Linked DNA regions of Homo sapiens: region 1 is linked to region 2. Evidence: read pairs that join two places in POLR2A ChIA-PET (ENCODE). Cell type or tissue: OCI-LY7. All regions are shown on one strand.

The links. Peaks named below come from ENCODE experiments on the same cell type or tissue, not always from the same donor. Only the 100,000 strongest peaks of a DNase experiment are listed, where the experiment ranks them.
Region 1: POLR2A ChIA-PET joins it to region 2 with 13 read pairs; 5 of 35 experiments call an interaction of 5 or more read pairs at or near these places.

Annotation. Positions count from the first base shown.
Region 1 is chr13:50,913,288-50,921,287 of GRCh38, reverse strand. The region is part of intron 1 of RNASEH2B (ribonuclease H2 subunit B); the gene reads right to left. Among named protein-coding and RNA genes, the nearest start is that of RNASEH2B-AS1, 6.6 kb to the right of the region's middle. RefSeq lists enhancers at 3,948-4,097, 6,296-6,385. In OCI-LY7, CTCF peaks have their summits at 5,308 and 5,509; DNase peaks (open chromatin) are centred at 4,337, 5,517 and 6,245; H3K4me3 peaks cover 4,194 bases; H3K27ac peaks cover 4,444 bases.
Region 2 is chr13:50,508,879-50,516,878 of GRCh38, reverse strand. All of the region lies in intron 5 of DLEU1 (deleted in lymphocytic leukemia 1), which reads right to left. Among named protein-coding and RNA genes, the nearest start is that of DLEU1-AS1, 15 kb to the left of the region's middle. In OCI-LY7, CTCF peaks have their summits at 3,663 and 3,866; DNase peaks (open chromatin) are centred at 3,058, 4,118, 4,698, 5,518 and 1 weaker place; H3K4me3 peaks cover 3,395 bases; H3K27ac peaks cover 6,463 bases.

The sequences.
Region 1 (8,000 bases), 400 kb before region 2:
ACATTGGACCCAGAATCAGAAGGGTCCATACTCCAATCTCAGCTCCTCTCCTCACTCAGCAGTGTGACTCTGTGCAAGATACTCAACCTCTCTGTGGTTCATTGTGTCATCTATAAAATGGGTATAATAATAATTTTACATGTTTCTGTTAGATTGAAATGAAATGTATGTGAAAGTGCCTAGAACACATAATAAATAATCAATTAACAATCAGTAACCCTTCCCTCAACTACGTGGAAAAAGTCGAGAACACGTAGGGAATAATAAGATCAAAATATGAAAGTCACGAAATCTAAGCACAGAGTTACATAACGGCTTAACAATTAGTCTTCCAAGAAAATATTAAATTAAAACCAGTGTATCTTGTTTAAAAGCCAGAACACAATGCATTTTATATGTAAAAATCAAGGCAATGTAAAGTACCCAGTAGTGTTTCTGGCACATGAGATATACTCAATAAACATAACATAAATGAATTGTTCAAGTTTAGAAAAAACTCAATAAAAAATTATAAAAGCAAGTTTTGATACTAAAAGAGCCAAATTTCACTTGTCTAGAAAATTGACTCATGTGAGACACCTTCTTCCAAAACTATGCTTCCAACACTATTTTTAAAAGAGTAGCTATACACTTTGTCTTTTTTACTCTTTTCTCTCATCTAAGAGATGACATAAGTCATGCTGGCTAAAAAAGTATTTTCACAAAAAAAGAAAAAACTCAGACAACTGAGAAGCAGCTATCAGTCTTGCTGGCCATTTTAGGTTTAATAATATGTTAAACTTCCCAATTATCTCAAGCTCTGCCCCTGTGGTTCCTTAAAACTAACTGATTCCAGAGTAGTTATCTCATGGTCTCTATATTCTCTGTAAAGATTCAATTGTATATCCCACCGGTCACCATTAACTCTGGCAGCAAATCTTCCATCTGCTGGGCTTCCACAGGCTAGGCACGGTGGCTCACACTTGTAATCCCAGTATTGTGAAATCAGGCTGAGGCAGGCAGATCACTTGAGGCCAGGAGTTAGAGACCAGCCCGGCCAACATGGTGAAACCCTGTCTCTACTAAAAATACAAAAATTAGCCGGGTGTGGTGGCACATGCCTGTAATCCCAGCTACTTGGGAGGCTGAGGCATGAGAATCGCTTGATAAGAATCACTTGAACCCAGGAGGCAGTTAGAGTGAGCCGAGATCACGCCACTGCACTCCAGCCTGGGCGACAGAGCAAGACTCTGTCAAAACAAAACAAAACAAAACAAAACAAAACAAAACAAAACAAAACACCCTCAACAAACAAGGAATCTCTGATTGCTACTTTCCTGACATCTGTACTTTAAAGAAAACATACCAGTGACAAAGAGACAATTGTGTCTAATGAATGTAAAATCAAAAATAACAGCTAATATGTATTGGCCATTTACGGTCTACCAGGCACTGTTTAAGTCCTCTATATTGGTCACATAATAAGTGCTATGTTAATTTCCACTTTTTTGGATGAAAAACCTGCCTGAAGGTCAGAGTGCAAGTCAACTATAGAGCCAGGATTTAAACTCAGTCAACTATTATCCAGAGCCAATGTTTTAAACTATAATACTGTAAAGAAACTCTTAATCTGAAGTCCCATACCTCTTAACTTAAAAAGCACAAACTGCAGCTTGGAAACACAATGATTCTGACATGACTATTCTCCTATGATATAAACATTTAAAATTTTCCCTCTCTTGTCCTGTCCTCCTCATCCTCAAAAACCAGCAGAGTCATCTAACCAGCTGCAATCCAGCTATTGCAATCCAGCCAGTAGACCACACAGCCAGGGGGCAGAAGGAAGAGAAAGGAGGGAGAGCTGTGTATATTCTATACATAGCTGCATATACTTCTCCCCACCACCCCCAGATATCTGTGACATTATAATGCTGAGAAGTTAGGTTACACAGCACGTATTAATGCACAGACTTAACCATTCCGTATTTTTTAAAGTTAGCCACAAAGTATTGTACAAGCCAAAATGGTACATGATTTTTCATCTACAGACTATATAGTACAGGTTGTTGTACAGTTGGTATGAAGTTATTTATCAGCAGGTTTTTCAAACTTGGCAGCTCTTTCTTATCCCTCTCTTGGTTAAGACAAGTTTTTTCACTGCATTTAAAGTTCAAAGACACAAGACAAGTGATTTTTGCCAATTGTTCTTATGACTTGGAAGCAATGGACACTTGTTCCTGAGCCTCTCTGATTTTTGGCACACAGGAGATAAACTCTGAGAAACATACACCCACTGTTACATGGAGGAGAAAGTACAGACATCAAAGCACCATTTACTTTATTTTTAGATATCATATCAAGGCTATTCAGGTTTCTTAAGAAGATCCAATAGAAAAAAGAAAAAGAGAGATGAGATTATCACTCTCATGCTTATGCAATACGATGTCCTAAATAGGTTCCAGTTCATTTTCTTTAGACTTCAGCCATCAGAATATATTCAGACCCTCCCCGTCCCACTGCCCCGGCACCCTCCTGCCTGTTTGCCAGATACTTCCTTGGAAACACTTTGGTAGGACACAAATACAATGCATGCAAGACAAATCAGCATAATTTTCAAGTAACTTGCAGCTTCCAGGAACACTAATTTCAGTAATAACTATATGCCTTCACTTCCCAAAACATTAGCACTGCTGTCAAAGAGATCTGGGTCATTTTCCTGGCTTTGAAGCTCTTTGTTTCTTCAAAGACTACAAGAGGCAAACCAAGAAAGCAAGAGAGACATGCACCAGGAAAATTATGTGATTACTGAAGTAATAGATTCCTCTAAGTGTAACTTTCTTTTGAAGCTTTGGAGAAAAAAATAAAAATTAGAGGCCGGGCGCAGTGGCTCACGCCTGTAATCCCAACACTTTGGGAGGCCGAGGCGGGCGGATCACGACGTCAGGAGATCGAGACCATCCTGGTTAACACAGTGAAACCCCGTGTCTACTAAAAATACAAAAAATTAGCTGGGCATGGTGGCGGGTGCCTGTAGTCCCAGCTACTCGGGAGGCTGAGGCAGGAGAATGGCGTGAACCTGGGAGGCGGAGCTTGCAGTGAGCCGAGATCGTGCCACTGCACTCCAGCCTGGGCGACAGAGTGAGACTCTGTCTCTAAATAAATAAATAAATAAATATAAAAATTAGAAACTAGCCTTCAGCAGGACCATAGAAGACAAAATCTCCATTCTTTCAGGGCTGTCCCTATCAACAACCATGTTTCTAGGAACAGCCTGTGCACTGGTGAAGAAGCTAGTAAAAATATTCAGGTTCACAGCCAACTCAGAGCCACAAAGACCAGCAAACATACTGAGATGGAGCATGGATGGAGCATGAACTATGTGGGAAGCAGGAAAAATTGTGGAGTGCTAGAAAAGACAGACCTGATTGGGGTGACTGAGAGCAACCAGGTTTGGTTCCAGGGAAGGAGGTATGTCTGGTCCCTAGTCATCAAACTGAGAGCAGTTTGAGACCAGCCTTTCCTGGTCCTCTGGCCTCTCCCACAGTGGTGAGGCATCATTATTCAGTCAGCAGAGTGGCCTCTGGCACATGCAGGAGTCCTGGAAAAGGACTTGAGAGAGCTGACAGTCTCTGCCACTGGATTTCTATTGTATGTTGACAGATTACTTGACTTCTCTGAGTCTTGGTTTCCTGATATGCAAAATGGTGATAATAAAGCCTGCCTTAACTGCTTCCCAAGGTCATCAAGAGGGTCAAATACAATTATATGAAAGTGTTTTGCAAAGTTATAACAGCTAGAAGTTGCAGGCCTAGAAGCTGGGCTTCCTAAAAATTATACAAACTTTGACTAAATGAAGGCAAGTACAAGTTACAACTAGAACCCAATTCTCCATACAAATAAACCTCTGCTATACCTATATACAAGCCAGTCAAACAGACTACCAGCAACTGAGAAACCCCTAATGTTGGCCATAGGCAAGACAGCTCATGAGTGGCTGAGGTTTCTGGCCAGAGCTCAGAGTCCCACTGGTGAAACGACGTGGTAGCTAGTTCCTCTGCTGTCTATCCTGTACCCTTTCCTTCTTCCAGAAAAGCACTCTTTAGCCTCAAGTGCCCACTTTGTCCTCCTCCTCTCCCACCTTGTGCTTACAGCCTGCCCCTCCCTGGCTACAATAGGTGGTGGAGGGTGGGACTGCATGTGACCACAGCAGGACCAGTCAGAAGGCTGTTTTGAAAGGTTTCAAACTGGAACTAAGAGGAGAGACCCCTCCCAGCAGACACTGGGGGGATCTGCAGCTTGGGAATCACGTGAAACCAGTTTTTCACTAAATGCAGGAAGTTAGTTTGAGAAGAGGAAGTTAACACTCAGAGAGGCAGAAACCCTGGACTCCTGCTGCTGCAACACCCTAGGGCCAGATGTCCTATGCTCTCCACCACCCCTGCTCCTTCCTGGGAGGATGTGAACCTGCTAAGGAACTCCCAAAGAAGTTCATGTTTGATTTTGTAACACACAACCCAGGTGCACTGACCCCACATTAAAAAATGGCAATTTCCATACTAAGGCAGACTCACAGGCTATTCAAACCAGTATCCGGTTTCAGGAAAGCACACCAAGGGATGTTTGCAGGAGGCTATGGTTGTCCTCAAAAATGTAACCTGCTTTGAATGGCTTTTGAAACATCCTAGTTTGCCATTGGGTCCAATACAGCTCTGTAAATGTATCTTTACCTCTTTTGCACCTATTTGTATTTTCAATCTTTATCCACTTTCAAAGATAACCCATTCCAAATATGTACTGTCTACTGTCTGAAGCAATAAGTATTACACCTCTTCAATGTTCAAAGCCTAAAATACAAATTCTCTTTGTCAACTTGTTTCATATCACTGTGTGAGTTTCTGTCCTTATCAAAATTAAGAGGAAAAAAACAGCCCCTACCTCTATTAAATCAACTGAACTTTCTCCAATTTTATGTAGAACAGCACCATATAAACTTTTATGTAACCCCAATCTCCCTGAGTGTTTTAGTGTTACATTAAATAAGTAGTAAGGGTAAACAATGAAATAAAGGCAAAAATAGAAAAATAAGAAAAAAAAATTTAAGAAGATTGGAATTCATTTTGTAATGTAAACAACATGAAAAAACTGGAAAGAAATATCTCCAAAATTTTTATTTTGGGTGAGGATGATGGACAAATTATTTTATTCTTTATTTTTTTCCCCATATTACTAGAATTTCTATACTGGGTAAATATTATTATTCTAATTATTTAAAGTTATCAAAAAAAAAAACCACTGTGAGAAAAACGTGTAAATGTAGAGTTAACTGGTCAAAAGAAGGTTAAAAGGCAACAACAATAACAAAAAATCTTTAAAAACAATCAGGCAAAGGTAGCCAATCATGCAGGAGAGCCTTACCAAATGTTGAGACCTAGGCCCTCGGAGGAGTAAGCCAGCCTCCAGCTTAGCTGTTTCGGGGACAGATAATGAAACAGGGACTAGAACATGCAGCCCCAAATCCCTTACATCCCCTTGCCACGGGGTGGCCCATTCTGCTTTAGCAAACAGTCATCCTTAGACAAGGAAGTCATAAAGGTAGCTCTGAATAAAGGCCTGGAAATCCTACGTGACATGCTCTACTGTTTGGAGGTTGTGCTCTGAAGCAGAAGGCTGAGGTGCCCACACTGAGAAGCGAAATGGCCACTCAGGGAAAACACACTTGGACTCTCTCTAGCTCCTGGCATGTATTAGGTGTTCAATACATATTTATATAAAAATGGCACTTAAATGAATAATCATGATGAAATGTGTAGGTGGTCAAAGAGGTACCACGAACCTGGGCAGTAACAAGAGGAGAGACCCATGGGAAGGCTTCCTGGTAGAGGTGATACTTGAGCTGGGTTTAAAGGATAAGTAGGAATTTGCCAGGTAGATAAAGTGAAGAGCAGGCAGGATTCCAGGCAGACACAAAGTCAAGACGGAGAAGCTGAGCTGGAGCAAATGGCTTAGCTTTGTGGAAAATAAAGTTGAATGGAACCTTGAGGAAAGGGTAGAATTTGGATAGAAGTAGAAGGGGAGGAAAAAGCAGAATAAGCAAAGACATTGCAGGAAGAAATGGAATGTGAGACTTTTATTCGTTCAGTAAATATTTATTGAAATATCTACTCTGTCCCAGGCCCAGGGCTAAAAGCTTGAGGTGTAAGAAAGCTTATGAGTAACTCAAACCACAGATAACAACCCCATGAGACTGGTACTCTTCTCCCCACTGTGGAGATGACAAAAGTGAGGCTTTATAGTGAGGAAGTAAACCACCCAATGACACAGAGCTAATAAATAGCATAAATCTAGCTTTTAAGTCTGTGTTATTATAGCCAGGCTTTGGAGCACACTGACTGAGTTGTTTGTTTTTTAAAATCACAGTCTCAGAGGATGTGGGAGAATCCATGCAGTCCCTATTCTGTTACTCAAATAAAAAATCATGAACACTGCTTGCTTTCCTTTTATGAATTTTTTTCTGACCTGGAGGATAAATATGTGGGAGTCATGAGTTCTTACTTATAAATGTCCCAAGTATTTTGGAACAGTTACTAAAGGGACAAGATCAGACTCTGGAAACAGCCTGATTACACCAACTGGCAACTGAAGTCCATCCACTTCAGAACGTGCTCAGATAGATAGCAAGGGGAGCAGATCCAGTGGCCATCTGAGAAAGGTCAGTCGGGTCCCACCGAAAAACATTTTGCAAAAACAAAGCCAGACTGAGATTCATGTGGAAAATGTTAAACACGCTCTATGCTGGAAAACTCTGAGACTCCTACACTGCTGACTGCCTGCAGTAGACTATTCGGTAAATGACACATCTTCCAAAAAGCTGAGCTTAATTATTCCGAGGTTGTCTAAAATCAGCACTTGAATTGGCCAGGTTCTCTATCATGTGCCAAGTGAAGTTCATCTCTTCTGAAAATAAGGAAGCTTTCGGCCCTCACGTATATTTCTAAACACAAACATATACATACATACCGTTTTGACAAAGAACAAAAATCCTGCTTAACTTTTTCTTCTGAGATTAACCATGAGCCATTAGGTAAAGAAGGGAAAAGAGTGTTTTTTAGTGTCACTGAAAAGTCAGTTAAATCTATAGTAGTTCTTCCTTTGCCATACACTTTAAACCTTTACTTTTTTTCCTCCCCCAAAACAAGAGGCATTTCTTTGGACTTATAAAAAGCTACAATTATGCCAGTTGGTGGACCAAAAAAAAAAAAAAAAAATCTTCAAGACTGTAATCAGAAATAACATTAATATAAATTTTCTCCATCATTAAATAAGAAAATTAGTTTTTCCTTTTAAATTTATTTTTTAAATCCTTTAATTAGAACATAGTTCTAATGCATGAATTTATACAATCCTTCCACATCTATTTTTGCATTCCAATTGGAAAGATAGCTCTGGTATAATCATTTGTGATTATCACGATGCCTCACATAAAAAGCTGTTATTGTATTTGAAATGTCTAAGGTAGACAGGGATTCTTATCTCCCAAAAAGCAACCCATCCTCTACCTCCATGAAACTGCTTTCTGTGGAGAAATAAATAATAAGTGCAATCTTTCCTAAAATACTTTTTAACATGTATATTCATGAAATAAAGGGGGATAACTTTATTGCAAAACTTGTCTCTAACTGAAAATTCGAGTTGAGGTGCAGTTTCACCTCAGGACTGTTTAATCAGGGGGCTGATTAAGGAATATTTTAATCAGCCTAAGTGAACCCAAATGAGTTTTGTTTTAACAGGCCTGAAATGATTTTTCTTCTTTTTTTTTTTTTCAATACACAATGTTAGGGTTTCCCAATTAACATTTCCTTGGAGATGAACCCAATTAATTGTTCAGCCCCCAACAGCAATAAATGCAGTCTTCTAAACGCAATGAATCAGGTGACCTCTCACACCTGGGTACATCCCAACTTAGTAGCATTAACAAGAAAAATGGACTTAAGAAAAACATTAAAAATATGACTCAAACATTT
Region 2 (8,000 bases):
ACAGAGCAGAACCATAATAGTAAACCCTTTGCAAGAAACAGGCACATCTCCACATTAAGAAGGTTTGGCTGCAGGTGGGTATGAAAATGCAGAGTTTATGGAAACTTTGCCTTTTATTTATTTTTTTATATCCTCTGTTGCAACTGCAGATCTATGTGAGTGTAGCTAGCCTCTCTACTATGCCTTTTGGGAAACACACCTTGAGGTCTCTGCAGCCTCCTGGCCTGATGTTTGCATAGTTGAGTTGAGGAGGCTGGTAGTTTTCGGCCCAAACATCAACACAGAGGTTTACTTTGCCCTTGTATTAGATTAAAATGCTGGAACATATTTATAAGCTAAATTTGTTGTTGTGTTGTTGGTCAGTCTTCTTTCAAAAAAAAAAAGAACTTATTCTATAATTACATTTAGCAGAAAGCCATTTCCTACTTTTTCCTAGTGTAGGTCTCATGCTTAACTGTTCTGACATCACCTGGCCCCTCTATGGCTTAGCAACAAAAACTTCACTGAAATGAAGAATGCAGTTATTTATGCTGGCTGCTCTGGCAGGAAAGAAATTCAAAACATAATTTTTTAAAGTTATAACTATGGCTTGCATATAAACATAAGCATGTGGCAAATATTTACGTAATTCATTAATGAGGTAACGAGCAGAATGATAAAACCAGTGCAAAGAGTATTTGAGAAACTAAATATATGCGGGCATCTGAGAATGAATGTTGGAATAAGATTGCTGGGTTAGACAGAACACTAGTTAATACTATACTTGGCAATAAAAGTATAACCTTTAAAGTCATCCTTTTTTTTTTTTACCAGACCAAAATCACTTGCATCACTACTGAATAAAATCCTACAAATTAGCATGTCATCTCATAGAGTCTGAGCCTTAATTAGTAACAAATAATATGTCAAATAAGATACATTCCCCTAGAGAATCAGGTCATCTTTGGGTAGGTCTTTTAGAAAATGCTCTTACAAGACCGTGAAAACTGAGGCTATTCTACTGCCTTATTTCAAGTTTGATACTCTGTCTTAACATTAGTAAAGGGATTTTGGGAGGGCAAAGATGCCTCATATCAACAGTTATTAACAATTGAGGTCATGGGACAAATAGTTATAGAAATATTAATAGAACAATATCACCCCTCAGATTATGTTGAATACTAAAATATAGAGTTGGATGTAGAAGCAACCAAGTATCCCTCAAGGAATGAATGAACAACATGTGGCCTATCCATACAATGGAATATTGTCCAGGCTTTCAAAGGAAGGAAATTCTGACACATGCTACAACATGGATGAATCTTGATGACATTATGCAAAGTGAAATAAACCAGTTACAAAAAGAAAAATACTGTATAATTCCACTTAAAAGTTATCTAGAGTGGTCAAATTCACAGAAACAGAACATAAAAAGGTAGTTGCCAGGGCTTGGGGAAGGGGAGAATGGAGAATTGTAGTTTAAGAGGTATATAGTTTTAGATTTGCAAGATGAAAAAGTTTTGGAGATTGGCTGCACAACAATATGAACATACTTAACACTACTGAACTGTACACTTAGAAATGGTTAAGATGGTAAATTTTATGTTATGTGTTTTTTACCACAAAAATTTAAAACATTTACAAAGTTGGTATCATCAGTTCAGATGCCAGTTATAAGGCAAGGGAATGATTCCCACCAGAGTAAGATCAAAGTATGCATGGCAAGGAACCATCTTTTTACTGTCTGAAGTACCAGTTTATGACTTAACTTACAATGGGACATGAAGGAAATGAATGCAAAGATGCCAACCTAGCTGTGGTGGACTTCAGCTCACATCATGGAAACCATGAAGCAATTTAGCAAAGTTGGCTGCCTAAGCAGCCAAGGGTCCTGTGGTGCCTGTTAAAATCCAGCAAAAGCAGGGATGAGGTGCATTGGCCAGGGCCCAGTGCGTAGCCCCACAGCTGCAAAATGCTATCTGGCCTTTGAATCAGCACTCAGTGCTCCCCTTACCACTCTTAACTCTTAACTGCAAGAGTTAAACGCTGGAAAAGCTCAATCTAATATTCACTAAACAAACACTGAGAACCAGCTTTCTAATCATCACGTCTGCATCTTTTCTCATTACCTCCAGACTTTTGTCATAGGCCCTTGAAAAACTGGGCCTCTTGAAAAAAATGCAAAGAAAATCTTCTTGTTGTCCAAGGGCAAAGTTCTCACCCTTTCCTGATGTGACTACCTTAAGTGGTCTATACACTCCAGCAGAAAGTGGGAAACCCTCACAAAAGAATCTTTACCACGTCCCTATGAAATATTTTTATTCCTTTATAAAGTTGATTAATCTTCACAATAGAGCAATTATGTCTCTTTTCTCTCTCCTTCCTTCCTCCCTTCCTCCCTTTCTTTTCTTTCTTTCTTTCCTTCTTTCTTTCTTCCTTTCTTTCTCTCTTTTCTTTCTTTCTTTCTTCCCTTTTCTTTCTTCCTTTTCTTTTTTCTTTCTTTCTCTTTCTTTCTCTCTTTCTTTCTTCTTTCTTGATCAATAGAAACTTTCTCTAATTTTTATGGTGAACCGACATGATGCCATGGAATGCAGATTTAGATGGAACATTAAGCCCAGTTGGATTTTAAAATCCTTTATGGAGTCAAGGAAAACTACGCCCACCTCCATTAGGTAATGTCCTTCGATGCCTTGCATTCCACCCACAGTCAGAGTATTTTACCATATGGTCATTAATTTTTCAGCATTATAAAAATTGAGAAAATTTATTTATTTTCAAAAAATGTTTAACACTAACACTTAACCCTACACTAAAAATAAAAAGCAACAATGTCTAGAAATATGTTTTGTTCCATCATAGCTTCCATTGTTAAAATGTAGAACAAGCTGTCAAAATTCAAACACCCCTTAGCGCCAAAAAAAAAATCATTCTGTTTGACTTAGGAGCCTCCTCTTGGTATGATTTGCTTCACCCTAACTGAATTTATTGAGGATTACAGAGGTTGTGCATTGAAGTGTCCCTTCCAAAACCCAAACAAATCTCTCACACAAAGAGGACAACAGTAAAAGAAGCATGCAATTTACCAGGGCAGGCTGCTTACTGTCTTTTTTTTCTGATTTGCTTTACTTGTTTTAGTTTATGTTTTCATAAATCCTGTTTTGTTTAGCAACAGGTGTAACCCAGCTGCACCCACCCTAAAGTTGCTGTCTTTCTATTTCAGACTGTCTCCTGACATGGAATGACTCCAGAAGGCTCAGCCAAGAAAATAATTATGACAAGCTCAGAGAAATCTATAAAATGTTTAAATAGCTAACTAGCATGTTAACTACTGGAGGAAGCAGGTAGAATTAAATGGAAATATTAACTTTGAGATTAAAAAAATAAGAAGACAGAAAGAAAGCAAGCCCCAGGAAAAGTAAGGGAAAGGAGCAGTGAGCCAGGAGCGAGAGGAGGCTGGCCTTGGAAGCAGCGACAGTCTGAAAATATAGGTGCTGTAAAATATTTACTTGTCCTAAGTGCTTTCTCCTCCCCTGCCTGGTTGTGCCAACTCACAACCTCTTGTAAACTCTTCCATTTTTTATGGTTTTCTAGGGGCAGATGCTTATCAGCTGAAAGGTGAACTGCAACTATTTCACAGAAAATAAACTCAGAGTATGTTTATGTGATTGTTACTCTAAGACAGCAAGAAAAAAAAAATGAATTCAGCACACGAGCCATTTTAAAAATCTTGATCCTCGCCAAACCCCAAACCAAATTTGTGTCTTACACTGTTCTCTTCAGCCCCCTTTCACGTTCCTCCCCACAAGAATATAATCATTTGGACAACCCTAAGAGTCGCAAGCTAAGTCACTATTGTCACAGCTTGGCTTGTCTGGCAGTTTGGACACTGCCCAGTGTCCCCTCCAGGGAGCAGAGGAATCCGTGTAAAGATTTTACTTAATCATTATTTTTAACCTTTGGGGGTTGCAGCTAATGATATGAAAAAAGCCTTCAAAACCACACAATATACTGGGGCATAAAAATGGCCTATATTTGAAAATAACTCCAAGTTTAGCTGTTTTGGAATAAAGCAAATGTTTAAAGTAGCCTGAAGTGAAACTTGAATGTTTCAATAGGCCCAGCTGCCTCTGAGGCTGGCGTGGGGCTCGGGGAGGAAGCGGTGGTTTCTCTTTGAAGCCTGGCTGCAACAAGTCCAGGAGCGGCCAAATTGCAGAGAGAAGCTGCCTCCCCAGCCTGCAGGTCCCCCCGAGAGCTGCTGAGACAGAGCCATCATCATCTCACTTCTTTCCTGAAGGCAGAAAAAGAGGAGGAAAACAAGAAACACAAAAGGAGGACTTGGAAGATTTAGGGCTCTGAGTGCAAACGTTTTTGTGGCAATTAAAGTTTAAAGAAACCAAGCTGGCCCGCAGCAGGAGGAACTATGTTGAACACCAAGCAAACTGAGGAGGAGAGAATTGGAGTTTTTATTTTCTGCTTTGATAAAACAAACAAATAAACAGACAGACAAAAAAACTGGGATCCAAGAAACGAAGGAGACAAGATGACCGAGTGGGAACATGTCTCCAATGGGTTGTTTCATTTTTTGTTTCCGGTAATGAACCACCAGCAAATCCGAAGTACCCTACACCCTACATTGTCCCCTCCTTGTCTTCTAAGTGACCTAGTAGCAAGCTTTTTTTTTTTTTTTCCAAATTCTGTGGTCTATAGTGTATGTCAGAAGAGAACCTCCTCCCCCATCCTCTTTTCTCAGCTGAAGACTGGCTCCCTATGTCACTAAGATTACAAAAGAGGAACTTCCAAGCACTCCCATGTCCATAAATACTCACCTTTGTTTGCAAACCTCACATTCTGCTTCCTCTCCTGTCACTCTGTATGAACAGTCCATAACCCTTCGGCCACCCTCCACCTATGCGCTGGAACCCAAATGCACTCACCTACTCCAGGACATCATTTGTCCCCTGTCTCTTCTGCTGCATCATCAACTTCTACTTTTGACTATATTATTCCCACATACAAACATGCTGCAATTCTCCCATTTCAGGGGAAAAAAGTTTCTCTTTACCCCACTTCACCACCAGCTACCATCCCATCTTCTGGTCCCCTTTATGATAAAACTATGAAAAGCATAATTTATATCAGTGCTGTCCAGTAGCCATATAATGTGAGCCACATCTGTCATTTTAATTTTTCTAGTAGCCACATGAAAAAAATTTAAAAAGAAACAAATGAAATTAATTTTAATAATAAATTTTTGGAGTTATTTTCAGATATAGGCCATTTTTATGCCCCAGTTCTGTACAGCCCCAATTTCTCCTCCTTCCATCCTCTTTTGAACCCATGTCTCAGGGTTTTGCCTTCACCACTCAACTGACACTGCTCTTATCAAAGTCTCCAATAATTTGCTCTATCTAGAGGTCAATTCTCAGCCTATCACTTGCTTGACCTGTCACACTGTATTAGTCAATGTTCTCTAAAGGGACAGAACTAATTGGACAGATGAATGTATGAAGGGGAGTTTGTTAGGAGAACTGACTCACATGATCACAAGGTTAAGTCTCACAATAGGCCATCTGCAAGCTAAGAAGCCAGGAAGCCAGTCTGAGTCCCAAAACCTCAAAAGCAGGAAAGCTGACAGTGTAGCCTTCAGTCTGTGGCCAAAGGCCCAAGAGCCCCTGGCAAACCACTGGTGTAAGTCCAAGAGTCCAAGAACTTGGAGTCTGATGTTTGAGGGCAGGAAGCATTCAGCACAAGAGAAAGATGGAGACCAGAAGACTCAGCCAGTCTAGTCCTTCCACATTCTTCTGCCTGCTTTTATCCTAGCTGTGCTGGCAGCTGATTAGATTGTGCCCACCAAGACTGATGGTGGGGTCTGTGCCTCCCAGTCCACTGACTCAAATGTTAATCTCCTTTGGCAACATCCCCACAGACACACCCAGGAACAATACTTTGCATCCTTCAATCCTATCAAGTTGACACTCAATATTTACCATTAAGCGGCATTTAACCCAGCAGATCACTCTTTCCTGCTTGATAAACTTTCTTCCCTTGGCTTCCAGGATACCACCACACTCTCCTGGCTTTCCCCTTACCTCACTGGTTGCTGCTCCCCCGTCACCTTTGCTGGTTTATTCTCGTCTTTTCGCCCTCTAAATTATGTGCCAGTGGAAAGTCCCAGCACTCATTCTTCCATCCTCTTTACTTTTCTAGTCACTCTGTCTCCTGGATGCTGTCATCCACCTATTTGTTGACAAATCTCCACCCTGGATCTCCCTTCTGAACTCCAGCCCCATAATCTCCCTTCAGGCCCATGTATCTCCATTTGGACATCGCAAGGCCTATCAAACCTAATGTGTGCAGAAATTGATCTCCTGATTACCACCCTTGAAACTTTCTTCTCCTGCTACTTATCTCATCTCAGGATATGGCAACTTCTTGCTCCGGTCTTGAGAACATCCTTGTTCATCTTTCTCATACACTACCTCCAATCCTTCAACAAATCCTCTCAAGTATACCCTCAAAATATATCCCCAATCTGCCCATTTCTTTCCTTCTTGTCTGTTTTGCTTCTCACGGTAGGTGGCTGGTACTAAGTGGTCGATGATAAATGAAAGACCACTTCCTGAACCCATGAGAAGCAGAGACAGGCTGGTGTTGCATCATTTTATGCCCAGCTACAGCTGATGTTACAGACACTATAGTAATACTACAGAGCTGGGGGTGGGAACCAGAGAGGGCTGGAGATTTCCCTGAGTAGGGAAGAAGAGACACAGCAGAGTAGCTCAGGTGTGATCATTTGCAGCCTAACTAGGTGGAATGCCATGGCTGGGCCACTCCACTTTGCCATTCCTTATCCATCCAGTGCAATTAACCTAAGTGTTCTAATTGCCTCCTCCCACTCCCTTCAAGAATACCATCAATCTCTCTGGCATTGGTTGCTCTGATTTTAAAGGCCCTCATACCAGTCCCATGTGTCATCTTCCCTTCTCTCTCAACTTGATAAAAGAGAGGGAAAACCCTTGTAGGCTCCTACTCTAAGGTCTAGAAATCAGCTTTGTGCTCAAGGAATTTTTTCTATGTCATTGAATCTAACATTTTAAAATCAAGTTGGAGAAATCACAAACTAGAAGATTTATAGATTTTGTATATAAAAATAAAAAATTACTCCATTCATAAGAGACTAAACAATCTTAAAAATTACTCAACAAATGGGAAAAAAATAGTCACAGAAACTAAGTCACATAATTAATATTTAAATAAAGCTGTAGGATCCAAAAGATAAATACATATGTAAATGATATGAACATATAGTCCTCAAGAGACAATACAAGTGGTTAGCAAATATTGAAAACTGAGTTGGGCAAGGTGGTTAAGGCCTGTAATCCCAACAATTTGGGGGGCTGAAGAGGAAAGATGGCTTGAGCTCAGGAGCTTGAGACCAGCCAGGGAAACATAGGGAGACCTCATCTCTGAAAATATGTTTAAAAATTAGCCAGGCATAATGGCACACACTTGTGGTCCCAGCTACTCAGCAGGCTGTGTGGGAGGATTGCTTGAGCCCAAGAGGTCAAGGCTACAGTGAGCCATGACTGCTCTATTGCATTCCAGCCTGGGCAACAGTGAGACCCTGTATCAAAAAAAAAAAAAAAAGGATTTGGACTTTGCTAAGGAAATAAGAAATAAGAAATCTGAAATAAGAAAAATAAAACTTGTATTCAAAAGGTTTTATAGTGAAGATGGCCAAATAGGAACAGCTCCAGTCTAGAGCTCCCAGCGTGAGCGATGCAGAAGACAGGTGATTTCTGCATTTCCAACTGAGGTACTGGGCTCATCTCACTGGCGAGTGCTGGAAAGTGGGTGCAGGACAGTGGGTGCAGTGCACCCAGTGTGAGCCAAAGCAGGGCAAGGCATCGCCTCAACCGGGAAGCACAAGGGGTCAGGGAATTCCCTTTCCTAGTCAAAGAAAGGGGTGACAGATGGCACCTGGAAAATTGGGTCACTCCCACCCTAATACTGTGCTTTTC